Regions from separate parts of the Homo sapiens genome. Here all the other regions are linked to region 4. Evidence: read pairs that join two places in POLR2A ChIA-PET (ENCODE). Cell type or tissue: MCF 10A. All regions are shown on one strand. Each heading gives the region's core, and the rest is flanking DNA. Links, peaks and the distances in the headings are about the cores only.

Region 1 (6,085 bases), core at 798-4,797, 54 kb before region 4:
CTTTAACAAGTCTCTCTCTTTCCCCCTCTTCCCCCTATCCTTCCCAGCCTCCAACATCCCCTGTTCTACTTTTTTGTTTTTGTTTTTTTGAGACAGAGTTTCACTCTTGCTACCCAGGCTGGAGTGCAATGGTGCAATCTCCACTCACCACAACCTCTGCCTCCCGGGTTCAAGTGATTCTCCTACCTCAGCTTCCCAAATAGCTGGGATTACAGGCATGCACCACCAAGCCCGGCTAATATTTGTATTTTTAGTAGAGACGGGGTTTCTCCATGTTGGTCAGGCTGGTCTCGAACTCCCAACCTCAGGTGATCCACTCGCCTCGGCCTCCCAAAGTGCTGGGATTACAGGCATGAGGCACCACACCTGGCCCCTTGTTCTATTTTTTATGTCTATGAGATCCACTTTTTTTAGCTTCTGTGTGTGAGTGACAGCGTGCAGGGTTTAGCTTTCTGTTCCTGGCTTGTTTCACTCAGCATCATGCTCTCCAGTTCCGTTTGTCTGGAGTGAGTGTGGATGTGGATCTGATCCTGCAATGGAAGGGCATTACCGTGAATGACAGGATCTCATTCTTACATATGGCTGAATAGTATTCCATGGTGTATATACGCCCCGTTTTTCTTTATCCATTCATCTGTTGTTGGACACAAGCCAGGATTCCATATCTCAGCTATTGTGAATATTGCTCCAATAAACACTGGGAGTGCAGATGTCAGCAGAATAAAACTAGGCCCCCACTTCTCACTGCATACAAAAGCCACCTGAAAATGGATCAAAGACCTCAAAGGCAAGACCCAAAACTATAAAACTCCTAGAAAAAACAAAACAGGGAAATGCTTTAGGACATTGGTCTGGGAAAAGATTTTACAAATAAGACCTCAAAAGCACAGGCAACAAAAGCAAAAATAAACAAATGGGATTATGTCAAACTAAAAAGCTTCTGCAGAGCGAAGGAAACAATCTACAAAATGAAAATACAATCTACAGAATAGGAGAAAATATTTGTAAAGTATTCATCTGATGAAAGATTAGTATCCAGAATATACAAGGAACTCAAACACCTCAAGAGCAAAACAACAACAAAACCAATTCAATTTAAAAATGGGCAAATGATGTGACAGACATTTCCGAGAATAAGACATACAAATGGCCAACACATACATGAAAAAAGGTAAAGAAGGCAGATTTCTGCCTTTCTGTCACGGGTGGTGACTAGCTAGGGCTGGTGTCGCAGGTGGTAAAGGTATTTGCCAAGAGAGTAGTAGGTAAAGAAAGGCAGATTTATTAGAGAAGGTATGAGAATATGTTGCAAGGTTGCAAGGTTGCAATGGGCTGTCTACAAAAAGGCAGGGGCTGGAGGGAAGTTTTATAGGGTCATGCTGGAGGGGCCAACAAAAGGAGGTCATGCTGCTGGGGCCACCAGGAACTAGGTCATTGTCATCCTGTCATCCGGTTGTTTGTGATTGGCCATCTCTCAGAATAATTGTTCGTTGTTATTCCCCACCTGGGGCCCTTCCCCACCTGGGGTCCCTCCTGATTGTTGCTTACTTATCTTATCAGGACTCCACACTTTCCCTGATGAGTGTCCTTGGTGCCTTTGTCAAATATCGGATCACTATAGATACATGGATTAATTTCTGTCGATAATTTGTTTCATTGGTCTATGTGTTTGTTTCTATGCCAGTGCCATGCTGTTTTGGTTACTATAGGCTTGCAATATATTTCGAAGTCAGGCAGTGTGATGCCTCCAGCTTTGTTCTTTTTGCTCAGGATTTCTTTGGCTATTTGGGGTCTTTTGGGGTTCCATACAAATTTTAAGATTTTTTTTTCTATTCCTGTGAACTATTTTGACAGAGATTGTACCAAATCTGCAGATTGCTTTCAATAGTGTTACCAGTTTTTAATTTTTCTTAAATGTATGAAAAGCTCATATTTGTTTCGATGTTTAATATTAGAAGTGTTTTGATCTTTATTTCAAAATTTGGGCCAGGTGTGATGGCTTATGCCTATAATCCCAGCACTTTCGGAGGCCAAGGGAGGAGGATTGCTTGAGACCAGGAGTTGAGACCAGACCTCATCTCTACAAAAATTTAAAAATTAGCTGGGTGCTGTGGCATGTGTCTGTGGTCCCAGCTACTTGGGGAGGCTGAGGTGGGAGGATCACTTGAGCCTGGAAGGTGGAGGATAGAGTGAGCCATGATTGTGCCACTGCACTCCAGCCTGGGCAGCAGAGGGAGATACTGTTTCAAAAAAACAAAAAGCAAAAAAATAAATAAATAAATAAAAATAAGACCAACAATAAAAATTTGGCGATGTTTTCGCGACCAAAAATATGCCTTAAGAACTTAACTCTTGTTTACGTCAACTAACCTGTGGTGAACTGGTTGCATTATATGTCATTTTGCCGAAAGTCACAGTTTCCAAGAACCTATCAAGCAAGTTAAGTGAAGACTTACTGTACATACCTATAAGAAAAAGCAACAACAAAATGGGGAGACGCCCCGACACATGGGGGTACGCCTATGTGGAAGGTTGCAGAATCGCTGCTCTCAAAGTTCCGTGTCAGGCCGCCTACCCTGATGCTGTTTCCTTGTCCACGTGAGTCAGTTCTGCAGAGGCCTGGCCTGGCAAGCGCAGCCGTGACTTCTCGCTAATCTTCCTGAGAAGCCGCTCCACCATCCATTCATCCTTAAGAACCCCGGGTGACTCATGACGCTCTGCACAGGACAGTTGAGAATTTATGGGGCAATATGTTTGCCTTCACAAGCCGTCTAAGCAATGATGAGCAATTCAGGCAGCTATGATTAAAAAGAAAAAAAAAAATGTTTTCCATCATCCAGTTCTCCTGAAGAAGCCAAAAACACCGAGGGCTTGAAGTTGTGTTGACAGAATCTTAGCCAACTCCTTCCTAGGGATTTAAACTGTTGCACCATCAATCATTTGCAGAATTCATGGCGATTATCATTTACAACCACAGTTTGAGAGTCAAAATGATCAACCTCAGTCAATACCTACACATGAATTGATGGTCTCAGTCATTTGCCCTAAAGCTGGAATTCTATTTTATTTTTTGACCTCTCCCTCTCCCGAAAAGACAAATCCCAAGTACACATATCAAGGTGTGGTTCAATCCGAGGTCCGTCTCCCCTTGGGGTGCCAAATGCGTCTGGGGGTTCTCCCTCCCTGGGCCGGCTCCACACGGTCGTGGAGCCTACCTTGCCCTGCCCCTCACCCTGTCCCCTGTGCTTCCCTCTCCCTGGAAGCGAGGCCTGGGCTGTCCCAGGGAAGGATCCAGCAGGAGAGGGTGGCAGGGCCGGCCTGGGCTGGGCTGCAGCTGCTGTCGTGGTTGCCATCCTCGGCATGCGTTCGCTGAGGCTGCCGCGGTAAAGCACCACAAACCGGGGACTTAAAGTCACAGAAATTGATCCTCCCAGAGTTCTGGAGGCCGAAAGTTTGCCATCAAGGTGACTGCAGGGCTGGTTTCATAGGAAGGCTCTGGGAGAATCGGTCCCTGCCTTTCTCCAGCTTCAGTGGCTCCAGCAATCCCTGGCTCTCCTTGGCTCATGGCCACGTCACTCTCTGCCTGCATCTTCACGTGGCCTCCTCCTCTCTGTCTCGATGTGACATTTTCTGTCTCCAATAAGGACACTCATTGGATTTAGGGCCCACTACAGCCCAGTATGACCTCTTCTTAATTTCACTACAACTGCAAAGAGCTGATTTCTAAATAAGTGCACATTCACAGGTACTGGAGATTGTGAGCTTGTCTTTTTGAATATTTCTTTTTAGGGGACACAATTCAACCACTACATCCTCCCACAGAGGAGAGCTGAGGCAGGTCTGGCATGGGGGCCCAGGCAGGACTGGAGGAGGGCAACAGCCAGTGGGGGCACTTGGAGAGGCCTTGCCCCCACACAGCAGGAGTGTGGGATGATGTTTAGGATCCTGGCAGTCCATGAGCTCTTGGAGGGAGGGTGGATTATGTCCTTTCCTGAGAGTGGGTAAGCGTGGAGGTGGCACCTCCCTGGCAGCAGTGAGCAGGGGCAGATGGGAAGATGTGTGGGAAAGGGTTGCTTTGCCGCTGTGCCTGCGGGGATACCAGGAGAGGAGTGGGGGGCAGTGGATGTTCCTGAGCTGGCCCTGCGGAAGAGGAGATGGGGTTACCGGAAGAATGTGTCTACCAGAGCTGCTGCATGAGGGCACAGGTGACCCTCTGGAAGAGACAAGGGACACCGGGTGTCCTGCCCTGAGGTTTGGGGGTGGGGCATGATTCCACCTGTAACCACAGCGAACAAGAGAAATAGGCCCAGCTATGCAGCTGATGGCAGCTGGCACAGTGCCTGGCCTGAGGGAGGAGCTCCTTCAAGCAGTGGCTTGACTCATGACCTGGGAAGAGGCAGGGGGTGGGGGAGGCATCAAAATAGCGTTTCTGAGCTGCAGGGGGGCTTTGGTTTGTCCTGTGTCAGGAGTGCCAGAGGTGCTCTCTGGAGGATTGAGGCAGAGGCAGATGAGCGCCAGCCCGCATGGAGGCAACGTGTCTGGGGACACCCAGCGGACAGGGCAGCAGCCCTGATGCTTGGAGTCCTTGAGCAAACATCTCGATCCTGTGATGAGTGCACGACACCCAGTCTCTGTGTGGTTGATGGGGCTGGGTGGAGGCCAGGGTGGGTCTCACCTCCGGCTCACAATTGTTTGCCACTGACTTGTGAACACACCAGCAGTCAGGAGCCCCTTCAGGTGCTTTGGATTGAAGCTTAGACAATTCGCTCTCTTTAAGAAAAATAATATAAAGTCATTAAATCAAAGTAAGATACAAATATGAGTTCCTATTTAGAATGTGAATAAATCACCAGAAAGTGTTAGCGCCATGGAGATTCAGGTCTCTTCCTCTGTCCTTCTGCAATCTCTTTTAAATAGATTGAATTCTGGCATCCTCTCCTCACCTACAACCCTCTATAGCTCCCAGAAGCTCTGGGTGCTCCCTGGGTTGGAGTAGATTGGGCCCCTGGAACTTCAGCTCATTCGCTTCCAGGTACAGCCCCTGCCACCTGCAAAGGGGAGGGTTATTTCAGGCCAGGTGTGGGTATCAAGGGCTGAGCTCCACTGTGGGCTCAGGCAGATCCTCTGTGCCAAGAGGTTTGGAGGCTCCTCCACCTGGGCACCAGGCCCAGCTGGAAGGCAGTGACCAACTTCCTCTTGCACCTGTCAGCCTTCACTTGCTCCCCTCAGACCTAACGCCAGAGAGGAGGACTCCCTCCAGCAGCAAACATGCAATTACGTCCCCTCCTTCTGACCTAGCTCAAGAACTCCACTGGCAGCTCATTAAGTCAGGGGCAGCTTGAAAGTCGCTGCTCTGAATGCCACAGTTTTATGTCACTTGTAAGAAGGGTTGGGGGCGGGTAATCACAGCCCTCTGCACCAGACGAAAGGTGCGCAGGGAAAGGGTAGGTGTAATTGGGGGCCCCTGCAGCTCCTCTCCACAGAGCAGAGTCACGCCCCAGGTTAGACTCTCCCCAGAACTGCTAGCCTGGCCGGGGCCTGCCAGTTGACTTGGGGAAAAGGCAGAGGTGGAGGCCTGGGAAACTGGGAGGCTGTGGGCCGCCATCCTCAGCTCCCCACCGCTCCTGAGCACCCCTTTCTCCGTCTGTCACTCTCCTCTCCTGCTCTGTGCCTGTACATCCAAGCCTGGGTCCTGTGTGGGCTGCTGGGGAAGAGGAAAGAGGGGCTCCTCCTTCTAAACACCCCACACGTAAGCGTGGCTGCTTTCAGTATTTCATTGAATTGCCTGCTACAGTGGGGATTTGGGCAGGATCCCAAATATCTTCCTTGTGTCCCAGAATCCTGTTCATTTTTCTATCTGTGCATCCATCCACCCATGCGCCATCCATTATCCATTTGTCCATCCATCCATCCACTCACATTGATCCACCATCCATCACTCTTTCATCATCTGTCCATCCATCCACTCATCTGTTCATACACCCTCTATCTATTTATCATCCCTCCATCCTTTCATCGTCCATTCACCATCCATCATTCATCTGTCACCCATCGGTCCATTATTCATCCATCATTAGCCCAACTG
Region 2 (6,085 bases), core at 1,392-5,391, 100 kb after region 4:
AAAGTGCTGGGATTACAGGCGTGAGCCACTGCACCTGGCCAAAATTTTAATTTTTTAAATAAAATGTTATCCTTAGACTGCCTTTCCTCCTCTGTTTACTCTTCTTTACACTGTGTGTGTACATGCACTGGTTCACATGTGTGCATGTGTGAGCATGCACTGCGCTCATGGGTGTGTGTTGAAGGCCGAAAGAACGAGGGTCGTGACCAGCTCAGCACACCGCTGGAGGCTGTATGAGCAAACAGCAAACTGTTCTCATGAATGCAGGTTGTTGGCAAACTGACAAACCGCCACCAGAAGGAACCCTGAGGGCAGTCACGCCCCAGGCGCAGTGTTTCTTGTGATTATCTACAGCCACATCTGAAGCCTGTTGTATAAAGAAAGCAATTATGTGAACCTGTCATAAATCAAGCAGCTGACCAATCGTTACCTTTTGCTCCCTGTTGATTCTGCCTAGTAAATACGAAGGGCTTTAGAGGCTCAGGGCCCTTGCTCACTAGAAGCAAGGAGCCCCCGACCCCTTCTTTAAAACAGATCTTTTTGTCTTTGTCTTCATTTCTGCGTTCATCCCCCTTCGTTCAGTCCTGTAGTAACCGTCATAGGTGTGCATGCACAAGTATGTGTGTGTGTGTATGCACATGAGACTGAACCTGAGAAGCTCCACACTCAGCTACATCAGGGGCAGCCCAAGACCTGCGGAACTTTCCAGCATGACTCACGTCTCCCCGTCCTGCCCCTATCTTCCAGAACACTGCCAGCCAGATGTATCTTATGTAACGCCATCCCTCATGCAGAGGACCTGCAGGTTCTACACACTGGCATTTGGGGGCCCCTTGGGAAAGTGACCAGTGAGGCTGAGAGGTCCACAAGCCCTACCCATACCCCAAGAACCTTCAGGCTTGCAGAGATTTGAGGAAACCTCCAGTACAAGAGGTAGGAAACAAACAGAAAAGAAACAGACAGTTCAGAGATTGGTGGCAGAGGGAGAGCTTCAAATCTTCAGAGAAGATGTGTCACCCATGAAACTAGAACACAGTGAGTAGGGGACAAGGAGGACCAGATAACCAGAAAGAACGCTTAGAAATTAAAACATGAAGGCCAAGACTAAACATTAAAGAGTCAAGAAGATCGTCCAGAAATTACCACAAAAGGGGCCGGGCAGGGTGGCTCCTGCCTGTAATCCCAGCACTTTCGGAGGCTGAAGCAGGTGGATCACCTGAGGTCAGGAGTCCGAGACCAGCCTGGCCAACACAGTGAAAACCCAACTCTACTAAAAAAAAAAAAAAAAATGCAAAAAAATTAGCCAGACCTGGTGGCGGGCGCCTGTAATCCCAGCTACTCGGGAGGCTGAGGCGGGAGAATCACTTGAACCTGGGAGGCGGAGGTTGCAGTGAGCCGAGATCGTGCCATTGCACTCCCGCCTGGGCAACAAAAGCGAAACTCTGTCTCAAAAACAAAACACACAAACAAAAACAAACAAAAAAACAAGAGAAAAAAGAAAAGAAAAACGAAATTCCCACAGCACTACATCTGCAGTAGGCACTGAAAGCCTCCTGTCCTGGGAGACTCCCCTCCTGCCTCCTGGACAGTCCCACTCTGCCTTTGTCTCCCTTCTCTCCTCTTAGAATTCCCACTAGCCGGATGCCTCTGCCAACTGAAGCTACTATGAACATTGTGTGTAAGTCTTTTGTGGATATATGTTTTCATTTATCTTAGGTATTAGGTTGGTGCAAAAGTAATTGTGTTTTTTGCTGCAAATTTCTGAGTTAAGCCTACTGAGCCGAGATCGCACCACTGCACTCCAGCCTGGGCAACAGAGCGAGACTCTGCCTCAAAAAAAAAAAAAAAAAAAAAAAAGAAGAAGAAAGCACAGAATTCTCACCCACACTCTCTGCTCCTGCATCCCCGCCAGATCTGTATTGGTGTGGTGCATTCATTACAGCTGATGAACCAAAACGGATCATTATTATTAACTAATTATTTAAAATTAACATTTAGGGCTGGGCGCAGTGGCTCACACCTGTAATCCCAGCACTTTGAGAACCCGAGGTGGGCGGATCACTTGAGGTCAGGAGTTTGAGATGAGCCTGGCTAACATGGTGAAACCCCGTCTCTACAAAAAACACAAAAATTAGCCAGGCGTGGTGGCACATGAGACTACAAGTCCCAGCTACTCGAAAGGCTGAGGCAGGAAAATCGCTTGAACCCAGAAGGTGGAGTTTGCAGTGAGCCGAGATTGCGCCATTGCACTCCAGCCTGGGCGACAGTGTGAGACTCCATCTCAAAATAAAAAAAGAGACTCCATCTCAAAAAAAAAAAAAAAAGAAAAGAAAAGAAAAGAAAAAGTCATGGAAAGCAGCTCAGGTGCTTCTTTGTTTTATCACTCCCAGGAAAGTGAGGCTTTTTAAAAGGTCCTACTCTCAGTGATGTTCCACAAACTTTATCATCAAAGACAGACAACACTCAATACACTCTAGAAAATCTCCATGTGCTTAAAGTCAGGTGTAATTGAAGTTAAATGGGGGCCAGTCGCAGTGGCTCACACCTATAATCCCAGCACTTTGGGAGGCCAAGGTGGGAGGATTGCTTGAGCCTAAGAATTCAAGACCAGCCCGGGCAACATAGTGAGACTCTGTCTCTACAAAAAAAAAAAAAAATTAGCTGGCATGATGGTTCATGCCTGTAGTCTCAGCTACTTGGGAAGCTGAGGTGGGAGGATGGCTCGAACCCGTGAGGTCGAGGCTGCAGTGAGCCATGATCACACCACTGCACTCCAGTCTGGGCCACAGAGGGAAATCCTGTCTCAAAAAAAAAAAAAAAAAAAAAAAAAAAAAGAAAGAAAGAAAAGAAAAGAAAAAGAAATGGTAAATTTCAGAGACTCTTCAAGGAGAATATGTCAAATAGTACTTAAAGCTGTTAAGGCTTCCAACCAATTCTTGAAGTCCTTGAAGGTTCGTAGGAAAGTCAAAGAGGGGAGAAATTGCCTGGAGAAAACGGTTAACGACGCAGGGCTGGATGAGGAGTTAGTCTGTGGATTGAAGAAGTGAAAGGTTATTAGACATAAGGCTATCATTACCTCTACTTGATCTTTAGAAGAACAGAACGGGAGGAAATATCCTAAAGAATCCAACACAAGGAAGTTTGTGGACAGGAATGCTGTTGGATGATTGCGTGAAGTTGGGAAATCTCTCCAACTTGTTTCATTAATAAGAAAATAAATCATGTCTGGGGTAGTTTAGCCATGTTCTTGCTCTTGGCTTGAAACAATGGTTGTCAAGTTGCTGCCGGGGGCTATAAAACTTGATTTGGTCCCGAGTTGAGGAAAAGGACGCTCGGCTCAGCTGTGAGTCACTGGAGCCTGGAGCCACTTGTCCACCCATCAGAAGTTCTCACAGCAATTTGCACGGAAAACCAAAGCTGAGGTTAAGCCTCGTCGAGTCAGAAGTCTGACTCTGGCTGGTGAATAACCAGTTAAAATATTTCAGCTTTGACGCCACCTGAAGGCAGGTGTGGGTTGGGGGTGGCTAATTACATCCAGAGTGGGACAAAGTTCCCCGGGCAGCTGTGTTTGCAGCCGTGACAGCAAACATCGCAAACAGCAGTCAGGAGCCAGGAAAGCGATTGAGCGTTTTGCTGTTACCTTTTAAATTAAAAAAAAAAAAAAATGAGCTGGGCGCAGTGGCTCATGCCTGTAATCCCAGCACTTTGGGAGGCCAAGGCGGCTGGATCACCTGAGGTCGGGAGTTCGAGACCAGCCTGACCAACATGGAGAAACCCCATCTCTACTAAAAATACAAAATTAGCTGGGCGTGGTGGTGGGCACCTGTAATCGCAGCTATCCGGGAGGCTAAGGCAGGAGAGTCACTTGAACCCGGGAGGTGGAGGTTGCAGTGAGCCGAGATCGCACCATTGCACTCCAGCCTGGGCAAAAAGAGCAAAACTCCATCTTGAAACACACACACACACACACACACACACACACACACACACACACACACAAATAGGTCCCTGGTTTTAAAAACAAAAGTCTCTGCACTGTTTGGTGACACATTTGCTTGCTGGTTGTTTTGGGAATGTTCCACTGAATCTTGGAGGGATGCTCTTCATTAGGGCCCATGCATTTCCGCCTAGTGTGCGCCATCCACGTTCTCATTGTTCTTCTCCTTAAAAGAATTATTCGGCCTGAGTAAGGGCCTAGCAGCCTCTCACAATTCCCAATTTCTCCCAAAGTACTGACAGTGATCCAAAAACAAAGAAAAGAACCCCAGTTCCACAAACATCAAATTAAAGATTCATTCAGACAATATTTTGTAATGATATTTTACTGAGGCCAGGTGTGGTGGTGTATGCCTGTCATCTCAGCGTTTTGGGAGGCTGAAGCGGGCAGATCGCTTGAGTCCTGGGGTTAGAGACCAGTCTGGGCAACATGGTGAAACCCTGTCTCAACAAAGATATACCAAAAAAAGAAATTACCTGGGCATGGTGGTGCACACCTGTAGTCCCAGCTACTCGGGAATCTGAGGTAAGAGAATCACCCAAACCCAGGAAGTTGAGGCTGCAGTGAGCCGTGATCGCACCACTGCACTCCAGTCTGAGTGACATAAGTCAGACTCTCCCTCAAAAAACTAATAGTAATGAATGATTCAGTTTTACTGACAATGAATTCTTTTTATTGAGAAACCTAAATCATCTAATAATGAGATAACAATTATTTCAGGGGGTGACTGAGCCGATGTTAGTAGAATGACTGAGTATAGCACATCGGGCTATTCCTCTTATCCTAAATTGATGAGCTGGATATTTGAATAGAATTCTTTTCAATTTTATATTTTTACTGATGCTTTCAAGACCCATATAGTAACTGAAAATCTAGGAACACATTTTAGCTCTGTTTCTAAAGCTCTGGACACTAAACAAATCAGTGTCCAATCTACCAAGTGGAGAACCACCTGCAGTAAAAAGATCTTAGCTTGGGAGACTAAGATACGAAGATACTTAGAGCATGTGACATGGGTATTTTTTTCACTGTGGTATTTACTGGGAGTTTCCACTGTTTTTTAATTTTATCTATCAAGCCTCTCTAATAGACTGTCCCAAGCTGGGCACCAGAAGGTTATATAGGAATGGTTGGGATGTATGGGGACAGTCCAGGGAATATGATTGTTTAAAACCAAATAAGGCACAGTAATACACCGCTAGCTTCTATATTTAAATGCCAACATGTACCCAGGGGGCATCAGAATGTACTACAATTTTAGACATGAGATTTACATAATGATGTCAGATAAATGCCTTTTTCATTTGCTATTTCCATTATGTAATCATCGAGCATAATAAAGATCACTTGTCATAAAGAACCATTTTCTACTGGACAGTTACATTCCATTAATCATTAAGGTAGCATGGAGAATTAAAAGGCTTGAATAATCATGTTTTACCATTTGCTGAAAAGGGACAACAAATATAACTTAATGAACAAAGTTGAAGAATTCATTAGTGATCTTATTAATAAGAGTGAATCATTGGAGATGAGGATTTTCGAGGCTCATGAAGACTTGAAAATTTCAAGTGATAATTCAAACTGGATAGAACACTTTCAGCTATTGGTTTGAAGCTTCAAAGCTTTGATGGCTAAGGAAGTATGTCTTCCAACAACACCTAGACCCAGAAAAAACATGGTTAACAGTAAAAGATGTTGGGAGCCTTTTCTCCCCATGGTTCATCCGAACTGGGCAAATTCTTTCTCTTATCTCTCCAAATTATGATCTTAATTGTTAAATTTTTCTCTTAGAATACAGCATGAATAATTTGTACAACCCGTACTACACAATACTAGTTACATGGAAAATACAAACCACATTTTAAATGATTTAACATTGGTTATAAGGCAGTTCCACAATTATTCCCCAGAAACCTATACACTGATCTTCAATTCTGTAATCTGACTCCTGGGCATTTATTCCAGAGAAATGAAAACTCATGTACACAAAAATATTCACACAAATATTCATAGCAACTTTGATTCAGAATAGCTGCAAACTGGAAACAACCCAAAATTGTCCTTCAATGGGCTACTGCCTAAATA
Region 3 (6,085 bases), core at 727-4,726, 67 kb after region 4:
ACAAGCACATTACACCTCAAAGACAGGTCCACTCACCTGCAAACGGCTTCTTCTGTGTGAGCACGCCCCAGATGACGATCGCAAAGCTGGAAGAGAAACCAGGCACGTTAGCATCTGACAGCCAGAGACTCAAAGCCAAATGCACTCATGCACAGCAACAGGCGTGAAGACACCTGTTCTGAAGCCTTCCAAAGACAGAGCCATGACACCGAGATATTTCTCCTGTTTTTAAAAAGAGAAAATTCTCTATAGTGAAGCCCAGCATGTTGATAGCTCAGATGTCAGACAGACTCAAGTAACTTCGCCAACTGGGCTACAATCTTCAGGCAGCTTGAGGGACTTCCAAAGAGGGTGCCACCCTATGCGGGGCGTGAGCTCCTGGGGAACAGCGCCTGTGTGCCTCACTGATATCTTCTCGCAAGCACCAGGCACAGAGCACCTGCGCAGGCATTTACTGAAGAAATGGATGAATGAATGATGGGCAACTCCCATGCCCTCCCCCAACAATGATTTCATTCTCTGAAAACACGGATTCTGGTTCTGATCAGCGTTCCTAACGTAGGCTTGCTGAGATTTCAGCGTTCCTAACAGAGGCTCACTGAGAGTTCATCATTAGAGGGTTGTTAAAGAAAGTGCGCAGAAAACGTAGGAGACAACACAGCTGAACGCCCCAAAGCCTTTTTCGGGGGCTGCTTAGAAATATATAGATAATATGAGGGATACGTTCATGTACATTACTCTGGATACACCAAAAAAAGTGCCCAAATTGATTAAAAAAAAAAAAAAAAAAAAGAAAAGAAAAACAGAAGTCCGAAAACTGAGCCTCCAAGGAGCACTGAGTTGGTGAGGGCTGTTTATAGACAACGAATTCACCATCGAAAATTAGTTCAAACGGCAGGTTCAAAAGCTGGAACTCCAAACTCTAAAATAAATGGAGAGGATCTCAATCTCCCCAAACTCTACAAGCTGTGACTAGTCTCCAAAGTGACACTTCCAGGCAACTCTCAGCTTAAAGCCCCAGCTAAGCACATGCACAATGGCCACTGTCAAACCAGTCAGCCTGGGCTGCTGGCGGCGGCAGTGACCAAAAGGCAGAGCTCACATGCGGGGTCCGAGTCACAGTGCTGCTGGATAACAGCCACAATGGGAGGCTTAGTGCCTGCTCACACGCTCCCACCCACTTTTCTTCTCCAAGAAGTCTGTGTGATTAAGACCTTTACAATTTGAAAAAGGAAGGGACTAGGTGACTTGGGGATTGATCTCTGACCAACAAAGGTTAAGTGCCATGAAGAAGATGAGCTGCTCGCCTCACAAAATCAGAGTGAATTTCGGAAAGTACAAACACACATGCGTACAGACCACTGAAAGCAGCAGGTTCTTCCAACAGACAAGCCATAAAGCCCACGGGTCATGAAATCACCAAGGCTCTGACAGGGCAGGGCTGTCAGCCTGGCCCAAATGTGGACCTGGGAACACCCTTCCTCCTTGGCTAGCAACACTCACAGCAAAGAAATCCCTGAACTCTACAAGCACCCACCCCTTCTATGTGGACTTAGCCCCCTTTCTGTTTGTTTGTTTTTTAGACAGGGTCGCGCTCTGTTGCCCAGGCTGGAATGCAGTGGTGCAATCATGACTTACTGCAATCTCCACCTCCCGGGCTCAAGCAATCCCCCAACCTCAGTCCCGAGTAGCTGGGACTACAGGTGCACGCCACCAAGCTGGGCTAATTTTTGTATTTTTTGTAGAGATGAGGTTTCACCATGTTGCCCAGGCTGGTCTCAAACTCCTGGGCTCAAGTAATCCTCCTGCCTCGGCCTCCCGCAGTGCTGGGATTACAGGCGTGAGTCACCGCGCCTGGCCCGAGCCCCATTTCTGACTGGCAGCAAGAGGCCTTTCTGAAAGCTGCAGCTCAGGGCATGAAGCATTGAGGTTGAGAGCCCCTGGCACCCACAGGGGATGGGGGGCGGCATGTCACACACCTGTATACATCGTGCTTGGTGTCGAAGAGCCGGCTCTTCTCCCTGATGCGCTCTGGAGGGAGGTAGGCGATTGTGCCAAACAGGCCATCCATGCTGAGGTCATGCGAGTGGGACAGCCCGTTGCACTTGGCCAGACCAAAATCAGAAATCTGCAACACAGCCATCAGAGCGGGGCTCATTAGCCTGCAACAGTGATATTTTATGATGCTTTATCAAAAGCTCCCTTCTGCAATCTCAGAGGGTGGGTGAGAGCTTTCCAGGAGCCCCTAAGAGCCGTGTCTGTGCCTCTCCAGGTAGCCCTGCCCCAGGCAGGGAGGGAGACAGATTCTGGGGCAGAAGCAAGCCTGGAGGCATTAGGAGCAGCACATTTGACGGGCAGGTGAAAGAATCGTACTGTAAGGAAGGAGTTATCCGGGACAGAACTGCAGAAGAATTAGAATCCACCTTCTGTAAAGCATCATGTTTGCCATGGTGGTTGAGAGCCGGCTGAGCCGGCATAAAGGGAAAAAAACAAGCCTTCGAGGGTTCAGGTAAAGAGAGACACATGTGAAGACCAGGTCTGCTCCTAGAGAAGTCGGGGAGCAGGTTATGCAACCTGCCAGCTGGGGAGGCTGGCGGGCAAGTGGCTGCAAGTCCTTTAAAGGGAAACACAGAAACACACCTTCAGAAGCCCTTTAAACTTTAAAGCAAACAAAACACACGCCTCAGAGCCCCGTCCATCTGGAGTGTTTTGTGATCAGCAGACACTGGCTGGCTGCTTCAAACACATGTGTTCGAGTGAAGGTCTGATAAACACCTCTGCTGGCAGCGCCCGGGCCCCAAGGAGCACCGGCCACCCAGCTCCTCCAGGAATGCCCTCAACGTCCGCATTCAGGGGAGGCAGGTCTCAGGTCTCCTTCGGGCAAAGGTGACCTTGGAGCTCACTGGGGAGACTTCACAGACCCCCGGTCTGACCTCTCTCGGGGGCATCCCCTTTCCTGCCAGTGTCCTACCCTCTCCAGTGTAACTCAGTCCCCTTTGAAGCTGCTGAAAACCGTATGTGGGATGAAGACACAAGTCATCAGCATTAATGGGACTCTTGATCCAGGGGGAGTGCTGCTCTCAACTTTCCTTCAAGGCATATGGATTTTTTTAAAAACCCTTTTCATTAACTCTTGAGCTCCTCTCAAACACACCCATGGAGTGACAGGAAATGAGGCTGAGTCAGGCCTTAATTCTGGGCTGGCCATGCCCATGTGGTGAGCCAATAGGGCTGCTGTCATCAGCACCAAACAGCTGGGAGAATTTATGACCTGTGACTCGGGCTTCCAGGGATCCTGAGCACATCTGCAGGGAGGTAGGGGGGAAGGCCTGCGAGCAGGGACCGGCCCTCCTTCTCTGCAGCCAGGAGCACCAGGACAAGGCCTCGACTCCAGCGGCTCTCATGTCCTCCCACTTCCATTTCTCCCAGGGCCTTCAGGCCTGCACCGCCCTTGAGAGCCACACTCTGCACTCCAGGGAAAGCGCCAGCTCCCCAGAGGAACGCCATCACCCGACCCTGCAAACCCCGGCGGCTGCTGGACGCTGGGACACAACAACGGGTCCTAACTCTCCAAATAGCTCCAGAGCACAGGAAGTTTCAGTTCAACAGTCATCAGTGGCTTGAAAGCCTTCAAATTCAGAAATGGGCTGAACAATGAGAACACATGGACAGAGGGAGGGGAACATCACACGCCGGGCCCTGTCGGTGCGTAGGGGAAGAGGGAAGGGAGAGCATTAGGACAAACACCTAATGCATGCGGGTCTTAAAACCTAGGTGATAACCTAGATGGTGGATGGGTGCAGCAAACCACCATGGCACATATAAACCTATGTAACAAACTGGCACATTCTGCACATGTATCCCGGAACTAAAAGTAAAATAAAAAATAATAATAAAAATAAAGAAAGCATCACATACTTTCTAGGCAATTCCTCCTCCCCCTGTATGGTTGAATGTAGGAAAAAAATATCTCCCTCCCACGGTTAGTTAAGGATCAGACTCACTGTTCTAATCTTGCCTGTACAAGTTAGTAGCTCCGTGGCCCTGGACTATTAGCCTCTCTGTGCCTGTTTCCTTTTTTCATAAAAGGAGGCAATAGCAGTACCCATCCTGTAGCTTTGTTGTGAAAATTAAATGACATCTGAGATCATTAAGAAAGAAAAGAAAAGAAAAGAAAAACGACAGGGGTGCAGAGATCTCAGCCTGGTGCTTCCCCAGGCCTGCAGCCTTTTCTCCTCCTGTCTTTGTCAGATAGAGCCAGCCACTCCAAACTATACTTGGTGAAAAGAAAACGAGCAGAAATTCTCTGTAAAACCTCTGGCAACAAAATGCAAGCTCGGAATTGAGAATTCTAGGAGGGTCACTGACCCTCTATGTTCTCCTCCCTCCATGTCTCGGACTCCTGGCCGGCTGCATTTCCCCTCCGCCTTTCCTCATCTTCCCACCCAAGCTGCCCCTCACCCCGTGTCCTCAACAGCGAGCTACTGTGGCATCCACTCTGACCAGCAAATGCTTCAAGAGTTACAAACACTCTCATCAGCACCCGACTCTGCATCTCCAAGAGCTGAGGGCTCACAGCTGCCCCCAAGCACATGGCCCTTCAACTTCAAGGTCCAGCTGTCAAGACTAAGAAAGCAGCCTGCCGGGGTTTTGCTGCCTCTAAAAGAAAGACACAGCAGAACGTGACCCGCGTGTGACCCTTTGAAAAGCGTCTGTTTTGGGCTAACTGGACATATAAATGCAGCCTGAGATTTTAAACCAAGTTATTTCATTTTTAAGTTGAAATTGATTCCAACTAGTATCTTAATATTGGTATTTAGTATATGTAATGTTGAATAATATCAAGCATTAATTTGATACTATTACTTTGTATACTATTTACATTTAACTGCTTCATGAAGTAGACAGTTGCTGTGATATTTCCAGTTTGAATCGAGCCCTGAGCACTGAGGGAGCCCATCTCAGAGGCGAATGGCAGCACTGGAATGGCAACTTAGGATCTAATTGCAGGATTCTGGATTACAGTTTTCCTGCATTGAATAACTGTCTACTGAGGACTGCCCAGAAGCCCAGTGGTCAGTCCATGCAAAGCTTCCACACTTCGTCTTCAGGAACAAAGGCGCTGACTCTCAGAACCCCGACACACACTCCCTGCTGCACTCTACGCACACCAGTAGCTATTTCACAGAAAAAATAAGTATGTCACGTAAAGGTATTTTTCGGTTTGTTTTTGGGCTTCTTGATGGTGACTAACATGCCTGATTAAGAAGGACGCCACACAAAAGCAATCTTTCCTGCGGCCTGTCAGGGTACACAGGGCCCTAAGATGTCCCAGGGGCACCACACAGAGATGTCCTGTCACTTCCTGGCCAGCACCCAGCGTGCCTTCGACAGCAGCCTCCCTGAGAAAGCAGTTCCAGGCAGCATCCGCCCCCTGCAGCTGTCCTGAAAGACAGGGAAGCCCTGCTGCCTGCTGCCCCTGCAGGAAGGCCCAGAGCTCTCTGCGTCTCTTGGGCTGTTTCCTTCACCTAAAGGCTCTGCTGCTGCCTGCCCCGACTCCTGAGGGCAGAAAAGCCCCACCCTGTGTGAAGGCCCAGCCCCAGGAGCACTCCCACCCCCTCCCACAGGGCCGCCTCTAGGCCCAGCCTGCGGGCCACACACCCTGCCCCCAAGTGACTGCTACGTGCAGTGGTCATTTGGTTTCTTTCATGTCAAGCACAGTGGCAGGCCAGGTGGAAATCAAGGTCTCTGCTCCGTGACTTACAGCTGGACGATCCTGGCTGCTAATTTACTCACTCTAAGCAGAGACTCAGCGAGAACCAGAGGCCACCGTCCACTCTGCACCTCTGCTCTGAGGATGAGGGCAGCTCCCGCAGGTGAAGCCTCTAGCATGTCCTTTCCGGTATTCAGTGCACGTTGGACGGCAGAGCTTACTAGTCATTAGGGCCCCAGAGCCTGTGCTACCTAGAAACAAGCCCGTAAATGTTGGCGGGAATGGGGGGTCCGCATGTGAGGCCCAGCCCTGCCCATCACAGGAAACGGGAATCCCAGGGGTCCCAGAACATAAGCAGATGCGGGAAACCAC
Region 4 (6,085 bases), core at 952-4,951:
TGCTGTTCCCTCATCCGGGAAAGCCCTTCTGCACCTGGACCCCTGGGGAGCCCCCAGCACCAGACTCTGGGGCACCTGGACCCCTGCAGGGCCCCCAGCGCCAGCCTCTGGGACAGCCTCTGCCGGTCAGTGGCTTCTCTCTGGTCTCCCGCCATGTGCTGTGTCCGTGGCTGTCTACAGAAGTAGACACAATCTCCGGCCACCTCAGTTTTCTCAGTACCCCGATCACAATGTAGAAATGACCTGCTTTGTGTCTGGCCCTCACCAGACTCCGAGCCCCTCGGAGCAGGGTCAGTGCCTCCACGGTGAGCCTTCTATTCCCCGCTCTGGCAGGCCCAGAAACTCCAGCCTCATGCAATTTGAGCACCTCACCGACGCAGCGCTCCAGGGCACGGGCTCTGGGCCCCAACTACCTTGGCCCAAGCTCCAGCCTCGCCGAGCAGCTGAGGCAAGTCCTTTCACCTCGTGGTGCCTCTGATTCCTTATCTGCAAAATGGGTACAACCTCTGACTCAGAAGGCTGAGAGGTTTTGTAGGTCTCTCACCCTGCCTGGCACGGGCACACCCATGAGGCTGAGGCACAAACCAGAAAATCTGCTTCTCCTGGGTGAGAAGAATGAATGTCAGGCAGCCCAGAGAGTGACCCGCACAGCATCTTGGCCTGCAGACAGGCGGATTATCAGAAGGAAGCAGGGAGGCCGCACTGGGACGGAGAGGCAGGGGCGCCGGGGCGGAGAGGCAGGGGCGCTGGGATGGAGAGGCGGCAGCTGTCAAGGCTCACCGTTCCCGCGCCATCACTTTCTGCTTCTGCTCTGAGATGTTCCGCCTCCCACCGTCTCACTGGAGGCCTCCAGACCTGCTCTCCTCAGCTGGACCGCTCTTCCCTGAACAGGATTCCCCCCCAGCACACACGCCCAGGCCTGGCACATCCAGGCTTCCCCAGAGGCAGAGCCAGCCAGCCCATGTACAGGGCCTGACCTCTGCCCAGACATGTGTAGGTTTTGTAGCTTGACTTTCTGAAAGCAATGGTATTCTCCACTTTTCTTCTCGGTGGCCAGGGGTGGGGTGGGGAGTCCCCTCACTGTCACCATCTCGTCCCCTGTGCTATCTTCAGAAGGCATCCAACACTTGCGAGTGTTTTAAATAAAAAACCAGGTCCACCCACTGCAGACAAGCAGTTTAGACAGAGGCTGTCCTCACCCACCTGCTCACCGAGGTATCAGACAATGCCCTGTGGCCCCCACAGGGTGCTGACCGTGTTAATTTCATCCATTTTCTTAAGGCTCCAGAAATGGATTTGGGAGCTGAGATCAGTCAAAAGGCATGTATCTAACATACACACAACCACACACACACTCATTCATGCATACACAGACACACACATAGGTACACACGTGCACACACACACGCACACACGTCACAGACCCAAACAATAAAGACACAGATTTGTTTGGTTTCTTACATCATTTTTGCTTCAGGTTTTCACACAATAAAGGCTATGTTAAGCTGAAAAAAATAAGATTAAAGGTAACCTACTGGTCTTTACGTGTGTGTGTGTTCATAAACACAAGTGCATGTGTGAGCACCTCTACTCAGAAACCCACTGAAAATAAAGAAAATAATGATAGAAGAAATCAATGACTCTCTAGCTGTAGCTCTGAGGGCAGTTCAGAAAAATGATCTTCACCTGCCGCAGAGTAGAGCTGGAGGCTGCATAGGAGACGTCATTCCCAGCATCCGATTTCTAAGACATGAGCCCACATAGGACTCCTGTGCACACTTCGGCCTTGTGAGAATCAGCATGAGGGCCGCCCCAGCACAGGTGCTGCTCCCATGGGGAAGAAGCTTCCTCCCCGAGGCTGAAGAAGGGGCCCACAGCCTCCGGTAGCGGCCAGCTGCAGATGTCTGCAAAAGCAGCGCCCACTTGGGCCTGCCGACCTTGAAGTCAGACAGGCCAGTGACACTAGTCAGTCATCACTGGCCATATTGACTTGGGCCAGTCTCCAAATTTCCCACAGCTGTAGTTTTCTCACCTTGACAAAGCTATTTCATCACCTCGCTGCTGTTTTGGAGCTGGGGTGACAGCAGCCGGTTGTTGAAATGGCTGCGCAGATGGAAACCATGTTGGTCAAGCCCTGACTTTATAAAAGGTGTTAAACAAGTGTGCAATGAATGGTAGCTATCATTAGTTTGTAACAAGGGGAAATACATCATCCGAGGGAGGCAGGATGTGCTGCGTGGAAAAGGCACCACCTTCCAGTAGGAAAATGTACCTTGAAAAGGCCCCCTGAGGACAGGGGTGTCCGTAACAAGACGGGCTGGGGTGCTACGGGCAGGGAGAGACTAGGTTATTTTTTGTTCTGCAGGAGAGGGGGTTGATATGAGGGGAGGGAGGAGGGAGAGAAACGGGAGGAGGGAGAGGAGCCAGGAGAGGTGGGTGGGGCGGGAGCTGGAGATACGAAATTCCTCCACTGTGAGTAACCAGAGGACCCAGCAAACACGACCTCGACCAGGCAGTGGGTGTGAGAGTTTTCTTTTAACACAGACGAGTACAAACAAGGAAACACAAAATCTCTCCCCGTGGATAACTCCTGGAGACATTGCGAAAAACAAAGACCTGTACTGGAAGAAAATCCAAACAGTACAGGAAGGTACAAAATGAAAACAGAGCCTCTCCCAGCCCCACCTCCACAAAATGTTTTCCCAAATATCTTCTGTTCCCGAGATGGCCCCGGGGCAGGGAGAACGGACCTGACTTCCTGCCCCTGGGACTGCAGGAGCGGCTGCAGCTGCTGAATCCATGGCTATGGATTTAGTGGCTTAAAACCACAGAAATGTATTATCTTATAGTCCTAGAGCCCAGAATTCTGAAATGAGTCTTAGGTGTGAAACGTGAAAACCGAGTTGTAGGCAGCACCCTCGGAGGCTCTGGGAGGATCCTACCTGCCTCTCCCAGCTTGCGGCAGCTGCGGGGGTCCCTGGGCCTGTGGCTGCATCGCTCCCATCTCTGCCTCGTGGTCGCACGGCCTCCTCCTCGTTTGTATTCAAACCTCCCTCCATCTCCCTCTTGTAAGGACCCTTGTGATGGCATTTAGGGACCGCCAGATCATAGACGGTCATCTCCCCCTTCTCCCCCTTGCAACATCCTTCCTTACATCTGCAAAGTCCTTTTCACCAGGTAAGGTCACATTCACCGGTCCTGGGGTTAGGATGAGGCTCTCTTTGGAGGCCATTATTCAGCCAACCACAGGGACTTGAGCCTGAGTCTGGCTGGAGGAGCTGGTTAAGGGGGCCCACACCCAGCTCTGCCTTCAGTTCTGACCTGCTTTCTTCTTAGGGAGCCCTTGTCTTGTACACGATCCAGCATCTGACCCCACCTTGTCCCCAGCGCCTGTCACCCTGCTGGGAACCCCTGTTTTTCCAGACCTGGAACTTCTGTTTCTCCAATACTCGTTGCACACTCCAGACCTCTCTAGGAATTGGAAGCTGCTCCTGAGCCCCAGGCCCGTGGTGTTCCCCCATATCTAGCCCACCTCCCAAATGACAACTCCCTGCCACCCTTGCAGGGACCCCTCCCCAGCCTCCTCCTGCCTCCTAGCTGGGCCTGCCTCCTGCTGTGCTGAGCAGCCAGGACATCCCCTGACACCACTCCTGGACCCCACCTTGCCAACCACAGGCTGCTCCTGGGTCTTCCTGTCTCCTGCATCTGGGAACACCCCCACCCACACCTGGCTTCGGTGGAACAGTCCTGGCGGTGCTGCTGCTGGGAGAGGGAGGGGAGGCAGCGATGGAGACAAAGGGAAACTCAAGGGCAGCTCACAGGCCAGGAAGATTCAGGGACTCAGAGGTGGGGGGCCTGAACTGGTGCCCCTGGCCTCCTACCCCACTATCCTCCTGTCAACAGGGTACGAGCCTCTCCCTGCTCAAGACAGGTGACCTCCACAGTGAGGTGTCCATGCCTATGGTCATGGTCACCAGCTGACACCCTCAGAAAGTCACCCTCAGGGTGCAGAGCACGGGGCCTGGGGTAACTGCCTGGCTCCGCTCCCTGGTCTGGAATCAGCAGTGTGGGGCAGGTGGGCAGTGGGGTATGGACTTGAAACTGCTTTCCCAGTGCAGAGCTGCTTTCAAGGCCCTCACTCTTAGCTTGAACAGCAACCATGACTGTTTCCCAAAAGGGAAGGAAAAATGTCTTTGCTGCTATCAATAGCCAAATGGATCACGAATCCCTGGGTCCTGGTGTTTGCACATCATGTCATCTCAAGGACCAAGCCACGTGGCCATTCTTGGGATAACATTGGGTTTTTTCTACTCCAAAGGGGTAGATCCGTTTGTTATACTTTGCATTTTGTAGCTTACTGAATGCTTGCTACAGGCAAGCCCTCGGGTAGTGCAGGAGGGGCTGGGAACTCCTCAAGGGCAGGGAGCAGGGCTTTTTGCTCTAATTGCCTAGTGTCTAACACACTGTCTGATAAATGGTGAATGGAAAAAGGGAGGAAGGAAGGAAAACAGCACTCTAAGTTTCAAGGAACTTAAAACCTCTTGCTAGGGTTGAAATGGTTGTGCCCCCCTCAAAGCGATATATTGAAGCCTAACCTCCGATCTGCTGATATTAGGAGGCAGGGCCTTTGGGAGGTGGTCGGCTCTTGAGGGTGGAGCCCTCATGAATGGGACAAGCGCCCCTATAATGAGATGAAAAGATCAGATTTCTCCCCTCCCCCCGAGTGAGGACACAGCGAGAAAGTGCGCTCTTTGAACCAGAAAGCCCTCACCAGACGCCGAATCTGCTGGTGCCTTGACCTTGGACTTTCAGCCTCCAGAAATGTGAGAAACAAATGTCTGTTGTTTATAAGCCCTTCCAGCCTATGGGATTTTGTTCTAGCAGCGTAAGTGGACTAAGACACCTATGAAGGACATTACACATTTTACAAGTGGACAATGAATTGACAATTGTCACAAGGCTTGAGCTATTCATATGGGCTTCCTACCCAACTCTGGCTGAATCCAATGTCCTCAAGCTTCTCTTATTCCATTCTGCCTCTCTCAGGGTGTTCTCCTCTGCCAAAGTGGGGGGACCCTCTTCTGATGTTTACGCGAGTCTCAAGTCCCCAGGGATTCATCTCACTGTGATTTAGCCAGGGCCTTGTTGCTTCTTCGGGAATCAGATGGCTGGACCACGAAAGCCCAGCGCCTTTCCTATCCTGAAAGAAGCTCCGGGGAAACCTTATTCAATACGTGGAGTTAGGGAGCTGCATCCTTAGCATGAATTCAGGAGGTATCTTTTCTGTTTGAGATCAGGCGTCAAAAGCCATCATGCCACATTGCTTAAAAACCTGGCCCCTGGAACCGGAACACCTGGGTTCAAATCCTGCCTGTGCCTCATGTCCTTGGGCAACTTTCCTAGCGCTTTATATGTCAGTTTCCTCATCTGCAAAATGGGGACCACAGAAGCTCCTCACCAGGGGCTGCCGTGAGAATCAATGGGGCTGGTGTGTGACGATCAGGTGACCAGGGCACCTTGGTTGGTTTGACTCACTGTGAGCCCCACCCACAGCACTGCACAAGCCCTCTCAGCACTTAGGGTCAGAGAAGTTCAAAATTTTTGAATTTCAGGAAAGTAAAATGGTGCATGTACCGAACAATCCCCAAACCCGATGGTGGGATCTATTAATATTTAAGGGCAACACTCTTCATATTTCTGTGACACAGCACAGTCTCCACACCCTGAGCAGGATCATTAAATGCATTTTTATAGTCAGTTCAGGTCAGAAACTGCTACTGCATGAGTCACATATCAGATCAGATTTTGCCATCAAATGAATTACAGAACAGGCTTTTCTGTGTATTTTAGACTTCAGAATTGAGGACAAGAGGTTTTTATCTGGTCTTACAAATGCCAGTGCAGTCAGGGCCCAGGACATGGGGTCCATGAGTGAGGGGTCCTGGGGCTGTGAGAGATGGAGCCCACAGAGGGCACAGTGAGTTCGACTCCAGCGGAAGGAGACTCCTGGGCAAGAACGTCCAATGCCGCAGGACGTCAAGGTTTAGGTGAAGTCTCCTGGTTCATAAATGTTGTAAGATGACAA

What was found. ChIA-PET counts read pairs that join two places held together with the same protein. Peaks named below come from ENCODE experiments on the same cell type or tissue, not always from the same donor. Only the 100,000 strongest peaks of a DNase experiment are listed, where the experiment ranks them.
Region 1: POLR2A ChIA-PET joins it to region 4 with 36 read pairs; 9 of 35 experiments call an interaction of 5 or more read pairs at or near these places.
Region 2: POLR2A ChIA-PET joins it to region 4 with 12 read pairs; 6 of 35 experiments call an interaction of 5 or more read pairs at or near these places.
Region 3: POLR2A ChIA-PET joins it to region 4 with 21 read pairs; 13 of 35 experiments call an interaction of 5 or more read pairs at or near these places.

The regions. Positions count from the first base shown.
Region 1 is chr21:41,627,794-41,633,878 of GRCh38, forward strand. No RefSeq gene overlaps it. Among named protein-coding and RNA genes, the nearest start is that of LINC00111, 48 kb to the right of the region's middle. In MCF 10A, for the core only: no CTCF peak of the experiment used is centred there; DNase peaks (open chromatin) are centred at 2,708 and 4,338.
Region 2 is chr21:41,783,368-41,789,452 of GRCh38, forward strand. No RefSeq gene overlaps it. Among named protein-coding and RNA genes, the nearest start is that of RIPK4, 19 kb to the left of the region's middle. In MCF 10A, for the core only: no CTCF peak of the experiment used is centred there; a DNase peak (open chromatin) is centred at 3,344.
Region 3 is chr21:41,749,118-41,755,202 of GRCh38, forward strand. It overlaps RIPK4 (receptor interacting serine/threonine kinase 4), which reads right to left. Exons shown (of 8, transcript NM_020639.3): 3 at 1,980-2,128; 4 at 37-86. Among named protein-coding and RNA genes, the nearest start is that of MIR6814, 5.3 kb to the left of the region's middle. RefSeq lists an enhancer at 3,724-4,515. In MCF 10A, for the core only: no CTCF peak of the experiment used is centred there; DNase peaks (open chromatin) are centred at 1,874, 2,634 and 3,224.
Region 4 is chr21:41,682,069-41,688,153 of GRCh38, forward strand. All of the region lies in intron 1 of LINC00111 (long intergenic non-protein coding RNA 111), which reads left to right. Among named protein-coding and RNA genes, the nearest start is that of LINC00111, 5.8 kb to the left of the region's middle. RefSeq lists an enhancer at 3,435-4,354. In MCF 10A, for the core only: no CTCF peak of the experiment used is centred there; a DNase peak (open chromatin) is centred at 2,583.